2 separate regions of the Homo sapiens genome follow, and region 1 is linked to region 2. A link is an interaction called in ENCODE POLR2A ChIA-PET data of the cell type or tissue named here. Cell type or tissue: Panc1. All regions are shown on one strand.

Region 1 (8,000 bases), 640 kb before region 2:
AATTCCCTGGTAAAGCCACTTCAGCATGCCAAAAGTGAAAGCAAATGTTTCCCTTCTTTACAGCAAATTCATAAAATGTGAGCCCAGCCCAATCCCTAGAGAGCTGATGTGACTTTGACTTTTCAACTCTTTCCAAGCTTAAAAAAAAAAAATAAAAAAAATTTAAAGATGCACGTTTGTTCATTTTACAAGCATCCCTAGGGAAGTTAATAATGGCATTTAAAAATTACAAGATACACCCCTCCTCACTTCAGCGAAGCAACAAAAAAGTACGTTTCCTAAGTGTTAGGCTACAAAATGATTTTTAAAATCATACGTTCAGAATTTTGTTTTCACTATTTGTTTTTAAATCTGTTCAGGACAGAAACATTTATTAAGGGTCTACTCTGTGCTAGGCACCAAGCGTTTTCAAGTTGAACACAACTGGGCAGAATGAAACCACAGGTGGGGCAGGAAGCCAGAAACCTATGAAGTTTTCTATACCCACAAATGTGTTTTATTTAACGAGTTTAATCAATCTAGGGTTAAAAGAAGATAGGCAGAAATGAAATTGCCAGGTCAGAGGTCAAATACATTGTTAGGGTTTTTATTACTGTTTGACAAATTTCTCTCCAGATGGCTATCTCAATTTACATTTTTCCCACTAAAATGTAAAAGGGGAACTATTTTCCATCACCTTCACCAACACTGGGCCTTTGTTTTTAACACTGAACTTAACCAGATGAAAAGAAAGAGGTCACCTTTTTTTTTTTTTTGAGATGGAGTCTCACTCTGTCACCAGGCTGGAGTAGAGTGGCGCACTCTTGGCTCACTGCAACCTCCGCCTCCTGGGTTCAAGTGATTCTCCTGCCTCAGCCTCCCCAGTAGCTGGGACTACAGGTGCACGTCACCACACCCAGCTAATTTCTGTATTTTTAGTAGAGATAGGGTTTCACCATGTTGGCCAGGATGGTCTTGATCTCTTCACCTTGTGATATGCCTGCCTCTACCTCCCAAAGTGCTAGGATTACAGGCTTGAGCCACTGCATCCGGCCCAGAAGTCACCTGTCATTTTAATTGTTACTCTTTAATCAACAAAGCCAAATATATTTATATCTTAATTGCTCCTTTGTTTCTTCTTTTATGAATTTTGTGTCCATTTCCTTTAGTTAGGAAATATTTTTCTTATTGTTTTATAAGAACTCTTTACATATAGAAGACAATGCTCTATATGTAATACATATTTTTGTTGGTCTTTTAATTTTGCTACAAGTGTTTGTGCTGTTCAGAAGGTGTTCTGTTGTTCAGATGCTGTCAAAGTAATCCCCTTTCATTTATTTTCTGCCCTTGAAGTTCATCCCCAAGAATATAGGAACACTCAAAAATTCATTTTTTGAGGAAAGGATTCTGTCTTTGGAATGGCTATGAGCATAAAGAGAAAAAACAATAATTTGACCTAGTTTCACAATAACCCAGCTCCCCAAGAGGCAAAATGCATAGCTATCCTGTGAAGTCAGGGGAGCAGAGGAAAGCTGACCCCACTTCCTTAAAATACTTTCTCTTGGCATTAAAAAATAGGTTGCAATGGCTCAGAGATGAGAATCATGCCAAATGTGCATTTGATCCATGCTTACGGATAAATTTAGGCAAGATTTAATAAATTCTCTGCCTACAAACAGTAGAGAGATAATGCTTTGAAAAAAAATAGCTCAGGCTGTGAGTAAAGAATGGGATCATTCCAACTTTTGGTCATATGAGATCACTCCAATTGTAACAATACTGGCAAGCTCCTCAGTGGGACCCATTAGAAGGCAGTGCGAGGCAGAGCAGGGAGGATGGATGCTGTAGTCACATGCCCTTTGAAGTCTGGTTCTGACTCCCAACCATGTGACCCTGGACAACCCAACCGAGGGTGGGGACGTCCCTGGACCGTGCAAGCTGGCTGGCAGTGGAAGTGACAACACCCACCTCTGTGGGTTGTCATAGCAATCAAATGAAGGAGCAGAGGCTGCTCATTCCCTGCGCGGAGGAGTCAGGCGTACTTGCACTCTTCATGGAAGGGGCTGTAATCATTTGCATTTTATTAGAAATTTTAAAAAACCACACCGCCAGGAAAACCACTCACCTTGAACAGCCTCCTTTATTTGAGCGCACCACACACAGGCAGAAGTTTACTTGGACTTTGACTATTTTCAAGTCGGCCCCAGTGAACCAAATTTGTTGTAAAATATCACATACGGCATTGGGCCCTGAGTAGAGAAAACATCTCAGCTAAACCATTAATTTAATAGCCACAGAATCAAACTGATTCCCTAGGAGGCCAAGAAAACAGGAAAAGACAGCACCCTCTTGGTACCCAACGCTGTGTTCTATTTCCCACAAAAGAATTCACGGTGAATACTGAGTTAGCCAGTCTCGTATCTTCCCTAAGCGTGTGGAAAAAGGGCCCTGCCCCTGAGCCTGGCACACCCCAAACCACAAGCCAATCTGCAACGGGGGTAGAGAGCCAACCCACACTCCTGCAGGCCTGGGTGCTCCAGATGGAAGTGAAACTGCTAACAGATTTTACACCAGACAGCATTCAATGACTTTCCACTGCTCACGGGCTAAAGAGCAAAGCCCCCACCCCTCGCCATGTTTCTCCTTGCCTTTTCTCTCCCTTGAGCTACAACTGCCTTCTTCCCTCCCCAAATACATCCAGCCCATCACAGGCCGTTTGCTGCTGCTCCTCTGGGATGACACACACTCCTATGCCATCTGAGACCTGAAGCAAGAGCAGCGGCTCCCTAGAAAACTCCCACTCGCCAGCAGCCCTTTCCGGATCCCACTTTTGTTATACACGCTCCAGCACCAGCCACCTCCCCGCTTTAAGTGACGCTGGCCACACTGCTAACTGTATGATTATGGGGTGACTCTGGCCAATGTCACCATCCCTTCTAGACTCCAAGGACCCCCTGAGGCCAAAGACCTTGCCTGTTTCTGCTCACCAGCACCAGTAGGGTATCTAGCACATTCGCAGATGTACAATCAATATTTGGTGAATCAATATATGAACAGATACCACGCAAGAAAACTTAGTGCTTTTGAGTATTTGGCCAAAACACACAAAAGGGGGAAAAAAAAAAAACCATACCAAAGATTCTGAATTCTGACTCATGCACAATATTCCCATTAACAAAGGGTTCTTGCAGACTACCACTAGCCAGGTGTCACCTAAGTCCCCTACACAGCAGATGGACAAGGCCACCCTGCGGGCCACACGGCGCCACTATATGCTAATTCACTGTTAATTACAGCCTCTCCTCGAACTGCAGGAGGAGCCTCATTCTACAGGGAGGCCCGCGCCAATTAGGCACATTCACAAAGGAATATTTTAAAGTAATTACCAGCTTATATTCATCTTTCTTTTAATTTATCAGTAGATCACCTGGAATAATAGCAATAAAGTGGTTCTAGTTATCTGTGATTTATTTTCCTCTTTTATTCTCTTCCTTACCATTTCTTGTAGTTTTTTCAGGGAGAATGGGGAGATAAAGGGAGAGAGGCAAGAAGGCGTTATTATTTACCTAAAAACACTTTCCCTGGCCTCTATCTCCTTAAGGAGAATGAAGAGTTCTGTTGGTTTCTGAATCCACAGTTTCTGCTCAAAAAGATATAAGTCTTCTCATTGAAGGAAGGAAAAAGGTTTGGGTAACAGCTCTCAAAATATGCATTAAGTGTAAACAACTTTGGATTTTAAGATAGAACCCATTTGCTTATCAAATAAGCTGCCAAATTAAAAGGTGCTTACATCCCCAGGGCTGCTTGCCTCAAAAATCTCAGGTAAATAATATTAAATGTGGCCGGGTGCAGTGGCACAGGCCTGTAATCCCAGCACTTTTGGAAGCCGAGGCAGGCAGATGACTTGAGGCCAGGAGTTCAAGACCAGCCTGGCCAAAATGGCGAAATCCAGTCTCTACTAAAAATACAAAAATTAGCTGGGCATGGTGGTGCCTGCCTGTAATCCCAGCTACTCAGGAGGCAGAGGTTACACTGAGCCGAGATCGTACCACTGCACTCTATCCAGCCTGGGCGACAGCGTGAGCTCCATCTCAAAAAAAAAAAAAAAACAAAACTGAAATGCAAAATTCTCTTGTTACAATCTATACGTATTTGCTAACCTCACCTGGGAAAGAGAGGTTAACTCCAAATTAGAAGGACATCCTTAGGCATCATCAGAGATGCCTCACATTGGAGAGATAAAAGGCCACAAACATAACCTGGGCGGAGTCTCACTGGAAGCAGAAGCCAGAATCCAGAGACGTGGGGTCATTCCCTCCACAAGATCACAACATCGGCTGGCAGGCCAACCTGGAAGCAGGTGCCAGGTATGCGTCCGGCATGCAAGCCCAGGTGGCACTCAGCACACCTGGCCGGCCACCCCATGCAAAAGGACCACTGTGCCCAAGCAACCCTGGATGCGCTGGTCAGGATTTCCCAAGTTTGGTACACGTGAACCACAACTGTTCTTAACATGAGTTTCATGCATTTGCAGGTTCTAAGGAGTCAGGGAGACCCCCACACAGTCACGTTCTTTTCCCTTAGCACCTGAATACAATCAGCTATTAAGTAAGTATTTGTCAGTTTGAATAAGTACAAAGGCAAAGACCAATTCATAGATCATCTGGAAGGGCCCAGCACTCTAGGCGCTGCCCCTGAGATCTCATTACCAGGGCCAAGGGCTCCAGCTGACATAAATTATTTACTGCTGTCCTTGCCCTCTGATTATGCACACACATTAAATGCAACCAAGGGGCATCTGAGCCCCACTTTAACCAGGCACCGCCTCCACGCCACAGGAGGGGTGCAATCAATTCACAAGCACCCCTGAGATGAAAGGTGCTGGTGTAAAATCTGTCCACTCTCTCTTCCAGCACTGCGAACCCGCCCAGCGTACACCCAAGCAGCAGGTTACCTGGGCTTCACTGAGAAAAGAAAACGTGTGAAACAATAAGCCATCTGGAAAACAAAGTCCTGAAATTGCACTCAGATTACGATTACAAGTAGAAAATAAAGCATGTCTGATTGTTCTCCAGTGAGACTCTAGGCTGCGGACAGGAATGATTTTACATAATTATTAACATCAGTATTGATGGAGGACTGCCTAGCAGGGAGGCCGCTGGGCCGGGTTTGTGACCGCCACCTAGGATGTGGTCTCAACCCTTAAACCGTGCCCACAAGCATGCCAAACAGCAATGCTCCCAGTCACAGAACGGTGACCATATGTTCCACAACTGGAACAGGGAGGGAAGGATTTCTTTGTCTCCTATGTAAATCTAATTTATATGAAAACTACAAAGGTAGGAAATGAAAATCATTAATATCATTGATGAATGCTCTTTAAAGAAATGAAGACAGTTATACCAAATCTAGATTTCAACAGAAACTCAAGGTTGTTTTTTCTCTATACAATGTTCCTCACAACTGGTTTACTATCCTGCTTATCAATCTAAAGATCCAAGCCTCCCTGGGCTCCCTGTTCAGAGAACACATGTGGAGAGGGATTCTCTAATTACACAGCGTCTGTAATCTGCAGGCCTGGGCACCACAGGGAAGTACACAGGCATCATAAATCACCACCTCAAAACAGGAATCAGAACCACCCACCCCATGTTATCACAGATGTGTGCAACTGCAGACAAACCACTCCTCCAAAAATCAGCTCCTTCACAATAACTATTCATTATGAAAATATGAAGGCTGCATTGAGGATGGCCATGACCTTGAATATTAACATCATTTTCTATTATATTCGTTGCAGCATCCTGACCTCAAGGGGCTTGCAGTCTGAAAGGGAGACTCTTCATCTCCAACGAAAGTGTTGTGTGGGCCACAAGGGAGTCAAACCAAGACCACCTTTGCAGCTGCCTGGGAAGGTGCTCTGGCAAGACAGCATGAAGTGGCAGTCCCTACACTAGGCAGGGGAACATTTCAACTGGCAAAATGAAGTGAGAGGTGGAGGATCCAGTAGGGCAGAGTCCTCCCCTCGGGGCAGTGGAAGGTCAACACACTAGCCCATCCAGGGAGCTGACTCGGCTATGGGGTTGCAGGCAGGCGGCTGGCAGGCTTCCGGAGGTCATGGGCACAGTTTCAATGAGGAAGACGGTGCCTTAGGAAGAAAGCCAAGCTAACGTCAGTCAACCATCCTACTGGGCCGCTCTTCAGAGGGGCTGAAAAGGATTACAGGCAGAGGACAGGTGAAACGAAACTGGGCTACAGGACAAGAATGAGAAGGCTGTGGGCAGGGGGTGGTGTCAAGGCAGGAAGTAGGACCTGCAAGAGTTTTCTGAACCAGAGCACACCTGTGGCCCAGTCTTAGCGCACCTCCTCCCCAGCCCAGGGTTTCCACTCCAGGGCAGGGAGCTCACGGGAGCACAGTGCGTTTGAGGATGGCGGGTCTGCAATGTGGATGTGTGCGGAAGCGCTGTGCTATGGGCTGTATTGAGCTCTCCTGAAATTTGTATTTAAAGCTCAACCCCCAATGCGATGGTATCTGAGGTGGGATCTTTGGAAGGTAATTAGGGTTGGACAAGGTCATAAGGATGGGGCCCTCATGATGGAATTAGCACCCTTAGAAAAAGAGACAGCAGAGAGCTGGCATGCTCTGCACCACGTGAGGATAGCAAGAAGGCAGACATCTAGAAGTCAGGACAAGAGTCTCTCCAGAGTCCAACCATGCCAGCACCCTGATCTTGGACTTCCAGCCTCTAGAACTGTGAGAAAATGCATTTCTGTGGTTTAAGGCACCCAGCGTCTGGTATTTTGTTATGGCAGCCCAAGCGGACAAGTGCACGGTGGACTCCAAGATGACGAGGTATCATAAGGATACAGCAGATCCTGTCTGGCCAACGAAGAAGCTAGAGCCATGTTCGGTGCAGACTCAAGCAGGCACACAGGATGACTGTGGCTCTATCGGGTAGCAGTCAACACAGATCAGAAGCCAGGAGCTGGGCTGGAGCTTACTCCAATGGTGGAGACAAGCCTGTCACCATATCTGTGACTAGGAGCTAAAAGTGCTGGCCCTGCACAGAGTTGGGGCAAATGCAGGAAAAGCATTGCTGCTGGCAACTTTACCATTATCCTACCCTAGCTAAATGGAGCTGTTGCCCAGTGCCAAACCGTCCCTGAGGAAGGAAACACCAGGTATTCTCAGGTGGTTGGCCACTCACTCCCTGCACCCAGCCCAGTGACTTCACCTCATGCACCTGGCGAGCAAGACTCCATTTACCAACCTCTGAAACACGAAGCCAAGAGTTGCGCCTTCAATCCTGCCAAGCGCCAAATATGCCCACAGCCTCCCACTACACTTTCTGGCCTGTGAGTTGGGAGTGAAAGTGGCCACATAACTTCTGAGCCACAGCATACAACAGCAAACAGAAGACCTCCAGAGCTCCTGTTCCTCCGGTACAGAACCAGGGACGTTTACCATAAGGATGCTCCCTCAGCACGGGACCCCAGAGCACTGAGACAGGCAGGAGCCCCTCTGCCATCCTCAGCGCGCATGCAGGTCCGGGGTCAAAGTGAGGAGCAGGCCTTCTCTACTGAAAACTCAAGACATGTAGGCTGCCTATAACCACAGCACGCCCAGCCTGCCTTCCCCACTCCCTCTCGCACTTCTTCCACAGCCCAGCCCCCAGTTCTTACCTCTTGGAATCTCGAATGATCGTGCCCAGCAGCCCTTGCTATTTTCTCCACCTGTTGTGGAGGCTTCCCGCTCATTCTGAAGCTCTCCCTGCCCCATGTCCCCATGTCCTCTGGCCATTTTAACAGGGACTTCTCCTGCTAGGGACTCAATTTCATTGTGTTCTCTTCCAAGCACCAGTGGCCACATCTGCTTTTCCTTATGTTCCCACAGCTTGTTTACGGTCATCATCAGTGATCAAGAAAAAGTGCTCAGAAAGCTGCCTCACTAGGACCTGGTCACAAACCCTCCCCACCATCAAGAAAGAAAACTGCCAAAAATAAGGCAAGAAGGAAACAAA
Region 2 (8,000 bases):
AATTTCTTTCCGAGGCTCTATTTTCTACATCTTCTATGATACACATGTAACTCACCAACAGACAAAAGGACAATGGCTGGCCATACTTTAGAGTCACCAGGAGGCTTGAGTCTCAGCCCTCAGGTCTGCGGTGATGTCTGTGTTCTGCACGTGTTTTTCAACACAACCTACTTCAACTACATTCACTCTCAACAATCTGCAAAGGTAAAGGTGGCTTTGGAAGAGTGAAGCCGGGAAAAAGGCTTGTTCCCACTTTTTACGGAAGGAACTTCTCTCTGCAGTCTGTTCAGAAATAAGCTCCCCAAGCAAACGTGCAATGAAAGAAAACACACACTATCTAAAACAATTCACTTGAGCTTTATTTATTTTTTTTTAACAAGGTCTTGCTCTGTACCCAGGCTGGAGTGCAGCAGCATGATCACAGCTCACTGCAGGCTTGACCTCCTGGGCTCAGCCATCCTCCTGCCTCAGTCTTCCCAGTAGCTGGGACTACAGGTACATGCCACCATGCCCAGCTAATTTTTTGTATTTTTTTGTAGAGACAGGGTTTCACTATGTTGCCCATGCTGGTCTCAGACTGATGGGCTCAAGCGATCCTCCTGCCTCAGCTTCCCTCCTCCCTCCTCCATCTCTACCAAAAAAAGAAAAAATACAAAAAAACTGAAGGGATTACAGGTATGAGCCACCATGCTTCCCAGCACTTTGGGAAGCCTAGGCAGGTGGATTACCTGAGGTCAGGAGTCCGAGACCAACCTGGCCACATGGTAAAGCCCTGTCTCTACTAAAAAAATACAAAAATTAGCCGGGCATGGTGGTGCGTGCCTATAATCCCAGCTACTCAGGAGGCTGAGGCATGAGAATCACTTGAACCCAGGAGGCAGAGGTTGCAGTGAGCCAAGATGGCGCCACTGCCCTCCAGCCTGGGCGACAGATTGAGACACTGTCTCAAAACAAAAAAAAAACAAAAAACAAAAAAAAAAAAGGCCGGGCACGGTGGCTCACACCTGTAATCCCAGCACTTTGGGAGGCTGAGACGGGTGGATCATGAGGTCAAGAGATGGAGACCATCCTGGCCAACATGGTGAAACCCCGTCTCTACTAAAAATACAAAAATTAGCTGGGCATGGTGGCACACGCCTGTAGTCTCAGCTACTCTGGAGGCGGAGGCAGGAGAATCGCTTGAACCTGGGAGGCAGAGGTTGCAGTGAGCCAAAATCACGCCATTGCACTCCAGCCTAGCGACAGAGCAAGACTCCGTCTCAAAAAAAAAGAAAAGAAAAAAAGAAAAAGGAAAACTTTACAGAAAATTTAAGTTAATAAATGCAGTTTAAAGAAGGGAAGCTGGCCAACATCATGAGTCATCAGAGAGATGCAAATCAAAAACACTGTGGGAGACCACCACACACCTGCTGAGACAGCTACTGTCAAAAAACCAGAAAATAACAAACGCTGGTGAGGATGTGAAGGAACCGGAACCCTTGTACACTGTCGACGGAAATGCCAAATGGAGTGACTGCTAAGGAAAACAATATGGAAGTGCCTCAAAAAATTAAAAATAGAATTACCATATAATCCAGCAATTCCACCTCTGGGAATATACCCAAAAGAGCTGAGAGCAGGGTCTCAAAGAGATATCTGCACACCCAGGTTCACAGCAGCATTATTCGCAATAGCCACGAGGTACAACTCAAATGTCCATGGACAGATGAATGGATAAATAAAATATAACATATACATATAATGGAATATTATGCAGCCTTCAACTGTAACATGATAGGCCACAGCATGGATGAACCTTGAAGACACTATGCTAAGTGAAATATGCCAATCACAAAAAGACAAATATTGTATGATTCCACCTACGTGAGGTACCTGTAGTAATCAAATTCATAGCAACAGAAAGTGGAATGGTGGGTGCCAAGAGCTGGGGGAGGAGGAAACGGGTACAGAATTTTCATTCTGCAAGATGAAAAAGGTGTGAAGATTCTGCTGTACAACACTAAGGCAACTGAACTGTATGCTCCAGATGGTTAGGATGATAACATTTATATTATGTCTTTTACCACAATTTTAGAATTTTTTTAAAGGCAGTGGGGGAAGGCCATAATGAGTAGCCTATTTTGTTGTCTTCATGTAGTCTCTGAAGAAATTTGTGTCCGGTAACTCACGCTGCAGCCATCCCCACATCTACCTTCTTTCAATCTGGGCGTGATAACCTACAGAACAATTCCAACGCAGTTAAAAAAAAAAAGTCAACCCTCTCTCCAATTGCTTTTACGAGGCAAAAAGTGATCCTGATCCCCAGCGCTAATAAACAAAAAAGAAAACGACACATAAATCCCATCTGGGAATACAGACATGGAAACCTACGCAACAGAAGTCAGCTGAAGAGTGCACCCCAATTAGCTGGAATTAGCGGCGGAATGCAAGGCGGGCGCCCCGAGGGAAGGCGCTCCAGGAAAGGAGGGTGACTCACTGTTCACTTTCTATGTGTCTGTAATGTTTGGAATGACTACAAAGGCTTTTATTATTCCTACAATAAAAAGAGTTATGCACACCCGAAGTTTTGTAAAACCATGATCTCAGAAATGATACCACTCAAGACACGTATTCCAAAGGAGGTAACTGTCTAAACTGCTCATTTTCAATCCCAGTTGGGCCTATCGAGTCACCTAGGATGCTTTTAAAATTAAAAAGCCAGAGGTCCCAGTTCCAGGCCAATGGAATCTCTAGGGGAAGGACCTGAGCAGTATCTTTAACCTTCACAGTTGATTCTGATGCACAAAGGAGAAGTCCCGCCAAGGTTTACAGAGGGGTTAAGGCTTCTCTACATTTAAGATTCCATCCGGCCAGTCCTTCGGCATCAGCGTTCCCAAATGTTTTGAGTTCTGACCAATACGGCTACAACTAAAGCAGAAGCGCTCTAGAAACAAAGGGGGAGTGTGAGTGAGTGTGAGAGTGTGTGTGTAAGAGTGTGAGAGTGTGTGTGAGTGAGTGTATTTGTGAGTGTGTGTGAGTGACAGTGTGAGTGTGTGTATGAGTGTGTGTGAGTAAGTGTATTTGTGAGTGTGTGACAGTGTGTGTGTGTGAGACAGCGAGTGTGTGTATGTGGGAGTGTGTGTGAGAGTGTGTGTGTGTGAGAGACAGGGAGTGTGTGTGTATGCAAATGTGTGTGTGTGACAGAGTGTGTGTAAGTGTGTGTGTGAGAGACAGCGAGAGTGTGTGAGAGAGACAGAGAAAGAGGGGGTGTGTGTGTGCGCGCAAGCACGCGTCTCAGCCTGAAAGCTGAGAAGGAAGGTCCCACTGGGCAGAGGCAGTAAGGGAAAGGCTGGGGTACACACATGCTTCCCTGAGAGGACCCACAGGCATCCTAGGGGCCCACCAGAGGAGGCAGGGCAGGAGCAGGCTCGGGATAAAACCCTCCAAGTCCAGCCTGCCAGGCTCCGTGTGCTGTGTGGAAAAGCGGAGGCTTATTCTGTACAACCACGAAGCCCTTGGAAGTCTGCAGGCCAGGAAGAGGCACGATCAGATCTGTGTTTTCAGTCCTTGGAATAGCTGGAAGGCGACAACTGGCGCTGAAGGCAGCCTGTGCGTGTCTGCTGAGAGAATCAACGAATGAATGGGCAGGAGGAACAAGGGTGGCCTCCCAGTCAGAGGCCAGGGTCACAGAGCCACCTACTCAGAGCCAGCACACACTGGGACGTCCCAGGGCTGCACGTGATGACATGCAACTTCCAAACTTCAGGGGAGGGGACTTGACCATGAGGAAGGAGCATAGACCCAGACTCTACCGTTCCCCAAAGCCACCCGCAGATCAGAGCACCGAACGTACAAAACCAAAACCACCCACAAAATTCTGCAAAAAGCCAATAAGTGAGATAGCCTAAGCTGTCAGTCTGCCTAACAAGACTGGCAACTTCAACAACACAAAATTAGAACCTCTCAAATGAAAGCTCCCCTGTGGCTACGGGGAAGAGGCGCCCTGGGGGAAGTAGCCCTGGGCTGAGACTAGCTTGAATGCTCTCCTTTCTAAAGCTAACAGCAAAGTCGCCTGGAACCAGGGTGGCTGGTCTCGCTTCCAAATCATAAAGGAAGAAAGAGCTCTAGAAGACAGCATCTTCAAAGAAGAGGGCAGTGATCAACTGTGTGAGTTACAACACCAAATATGAAAACTGGCAGAAAGAATCACTTGCACACTGTTTGCATAAAATAAAACCACAATGAAATGACCTAGAAAGGGAGGCAATAAAAGGGTATCAGGAAAAGTATGAAATACACACACACAGGATTTCTCTACTGGTAAAATTGCAAAGCAACGGAAACATCCAATTATGCCGAAAGAACGACTAAAACATATGGTAAAAGCCGTGAGTGTGGATCGGGGAAGGGGCAAGGCAGCAGCCACACAGGGAAACCCAAGCCCGTCTCTTGAGACCTGACAGTCCAACAGACAAGACACATGGCATGCGACGTGAAATACGATATAATCAAGCTTCATTTAACTGATCTATCTGAAACCCCGTGTCCCAGAGAAAATACAATCGATTTGCAAGTATCCAAGGAATAACCACAAACACTGAAGGCATTCTCAGCCAAAGAAAATTTCAATAAATTCTCCAAAGTAAAAAACTGTACTAGACACCACCTGGCCCCAATGCAATAATTCTAGAGGGTAACTAGAAAATAAGAGTAAACAACTTGAAAAAAAAAAAAAAAAAAGAACAACTCTGTTGAGTTAAAGACTCCTTAGAAGGTACACGGAGAACACCCCAAGGTCCATCCGGTTCTACAAACTCACTGGGCATCAGGTGGCCGTGTTTCTGCAACCCCTCATGGAAACACAAGCCCCCAGTCCCCACCTCATAAGTCTACTGATGTTGCTACTAACAAATATTCCCTGAATAGAGTTCAGATTTCCAAAGGGGAAAACCTAGAACACTCCATCTATTATCATTGCTACCACCGAGCTGACCAGATCCCTAACTACCTGGCTACAGCCCAGCTGCTCCCTTCATTCCATCAGCTACGGACTGGTTGGTGGAACCAGGTGGACCTGGGTGTGGTCGCCCTCACCTGAGCAAGGGAAGGAGCGGGCTTCTCCACAGGTGGCAGGAAACCCAGCAGGTGCCTTCACCATCTGGGTGGGAGCTTCCGGTCCTGCACTAACTCTTAGATGAACACACAATGGCCAATCAGAGAAGCCCCACAAAGTACAGATACCTGAGGGCAAGCTTCTCAGGTATAAAGAGTTGTCTCTGCAGCATCCGCCACTCAGGGTGGCAGGGATCCTGGCTCTGATCCTCTCCACCAAGGGTCCACTGTGGCTGCCCCTGTGCCACACCTCCCAAAGCGGGACTCAGCATCACTGGGTCACTGGGTGAGGGGCTTCAGTGACACCTGTCTGTGCAGAGGTGAGCACCAAGAACCAAGAACCCAGGGAGCCAGGGAGGCACGGGAAGGAGGTAACCTGACGCGGATATGGAGCCATGAGAATAATTCCTTATTGCAATGAGCGCAGCTCCAATACCACTTAGGGAAGTGCAAGGCTGCTGCAGAAGCTGCAGGGCTGGAAGGTCGAGGACTGCTGCAGGAGACTCCAAGCAGGCAGGGAAGATGGAGAGCCCACGTGTCAGGGTGTAGTGGTGAGACCGCAGCTCCACACCCTCTTGGTGTTAGGGCCTTCCCCTCATCCTCCAAGGAGTGCTCCTGCTGTAGGTCTGAACTCATCCTCCTGATTACCCACCTGGCAACCTCCCGCCCACCCTCACACGTCATCTGCGACCTCAGGTTCCCTACCTCCCACAACACAGCCCCATCCTGCTCCCCAGTCTGGTCCCGGTTAAGCACCTTGTTCACCCTGGAATTGAGACCTGGCCCCCCGTGTAGGGGAGAACAGTATCATGGTTGAGACAGCCTGGACTTAACTCCTGGCTTCTGCACTTCCCAGCTCACACAAGTCCCTAAACCCCATGGTTCCTCAGTTTCCCGATCTGTTAAACAGAGACAGTAAGAGTCCCTCCCCTCCTATGGTTGTAAGGTTGTAAAGCGCTGAAAACACAGGATGGCATGCAGCCCTATTCTATTACTATTATTACTATAAGCACAATATATGTGTTATGCATGAACACCAAACAAGAATCAGAAAGAGGGAATACATAAATGTGATTAGTTAGCGAAGTAGGATTATGTATTTTTAATATTTCTACTATCAAGAATAATGTTACCTTAATTAAGCAAAGCTTTTTTTACATTTTCTGCCAGACAGGCAACGTTCACATTAGTTTGACACCAGGTCCATTTGCCGCCAATGAAAATAACTATTTCCAAAGTTTCAAAAGACCCTTATAATTCAAAGGAATATTAGAGAGTCAAAATGATGTCCAAGTCACAGGCATCCTCAAATGCAGAATGTGAAATAGAGTTTGCAGAAAATTAAAATCAACATGCCGGTGCCTTGTGTCTCCAATTCCCCTCGGTTAATATCCAGACCTAAGTGCCACACACAAGATTTACTGCGTGGTATTTCAGATACTTGCTATGTTCACGGACACATTAATTATCCTCTTGGCTTTAGTTTCATCATAAAATGGAAACAAAACCATTTACTCCACTGAGTTTTCCTGAGGATTAAGAAAGTGAAATAACCTAGTACAGTGACTGCCTGTAGCTGCTCTACAAATTTTAGCCACCACCTCCCTTCCTCCTCTTTTTTTAATTATCATTTTTTTAAACCGAGTTTCGCTCTGGTTGCCCAGGCTGGAGTGCAATGGCGCAATCTCGGCTCACTGCAACTTCGACCTCCTGGGCTCAAGCGATTCTCCTGCCTTAGCCTCCCAAGTAGCTGGGATTACAGGCCAGGCCTGGTTAATTTTGTATTTTTAGTAAAGATGGGGATTCACCATGTTGGCCAGGCTGGTCTGGAACTCTTGACCTCAAGTGATCCACCTGCCTCGGCCTCCCAAAGTGTTGGGATTACAGGTGTGAGCCACCGTGCCCAGCCTCTTTCTCCTCTTTCTCCCGAAGTTTACTTTGTTTCCTTAAAGACAACGGGAGGGGTCAGGTGTAGTGAGCAGGAGATGACCATCCTCAACCTCGCCAGGCCAAATCTCAACCCAAACAACAATTGTTATTTTTGTACATTCCCTTCCAGACCCCATTTGCGAGCTCTACTGCATTGCCTATTTGCAAATCCTAGTAGCACAAGAGGACAACCACAAACAACCTGACATTCGAAGTCACACAAGCGCAAGTTTTTCCCATCATGCCTAGTTGGCAATCATCGGCTGAGCAGTAAATCAGAATTTTGTCCCGAATGTTACTCACCTGTTAGTCGCAGCCCTCCAACACAGGTTCGCTGTGGAAATCACTGCCATTTTACCCATCTTCTTGAGCATGAAAAAAACCCCCATCTTCCCAGAATAACGATCCCACTCCCAATTTAGCAAGCAGCCAATTTCTAGACAATTTGACTAATGACAAAAAAATCAGTGTTTATGACATCATCTCCCAGCTTTTCACTATTTCCTTTTCACCTTGAAAAGCTAATGGTTTTCCTCTGAGCCAGTTGAGGACAGCCGGTTTTCCTATTGCAAAAGGTTGTATTCAAGTTTTCACAGAAGAGATGGGATTAGCCAGGTTAATGTGGGTTCAACACAGAAGTCTCTCTGGATGGCCAGTAAACTCAGCAGCTCACGGGGGTGCAGAGACAGTGGCTGTCAGAAGTCTGACTACCCAGCCTGGTGAGTTTCAGAAACTGACAATTAAAGCCAGGACACAGCCTGTCCGCTGACCTTCCCTGAGGGGGAACTGCCGAGGAGTTCAAGGACTCAGCTGACCAGAGAGAGGTGCATTGATGCTGGGTGCCTCTCATGTGGTTTTCACTGGACAGTCTCCTCTTCTTCATTACCTTTTTTCTCTCTGGGATGAAAGAATGCTGTGACTCCTTCAATGATTCAACCGTCAGCTTAGTTTCTGAAGTGTTGTTTTGGGTAATAAAAGTA

Evidence for each region. ChIA-PET counts read pairs that join two places held together with the same protein. Peaks named below come from ENCODE experiments on the same cell type or tissue, not always from the same donor. Only the 100,000 strongest peaks of a DNase experiment are listed, where the experiment ranks them.
Region 1: POLR2A ChIA-PET joins it to region 2 with 12 read pairs; 2 of 35 experiments call an interaction of 5 or more read pairs at or near these places.

What each region holds. Positions count from the first base shown.
Region 1 is chr2:235,609,115-235,617,114 of GRCh38, reverse strand. The region is part of intron 1 of AGAP1 (ArfGAP with GTPase domain, ankyrin repeat and PH domain 1); the gene reads right to left. Among named protein-coding and RNA genes, the nearest start is that of TNRC17, 95 kb to the right of the region's middle. In Panc1, no CTCF peak of the experiment used is centred here; no DNase peak of the experiment used is centred here.
Region 2 is chr2:234,965,097-234,973,096 of GRCh38, reverse strand. The region is part of intron 1 of SH3BP4 (SH3 domain binding protein 4); the gene reads right to left. Among named protein-coding and RNA genes, the nearest start is that of SH3BP4, 17 kb to the right of the region's middle. RefSeq lists an enhancer at 7,720-8,000. In Panc1, no CTCF peak of the experiment used is centred here; no DNase peak of the experiment used is centred here; H3K4me3 peaks cover 3,623 bases; H3K27ac peaks cover 7,804 bases.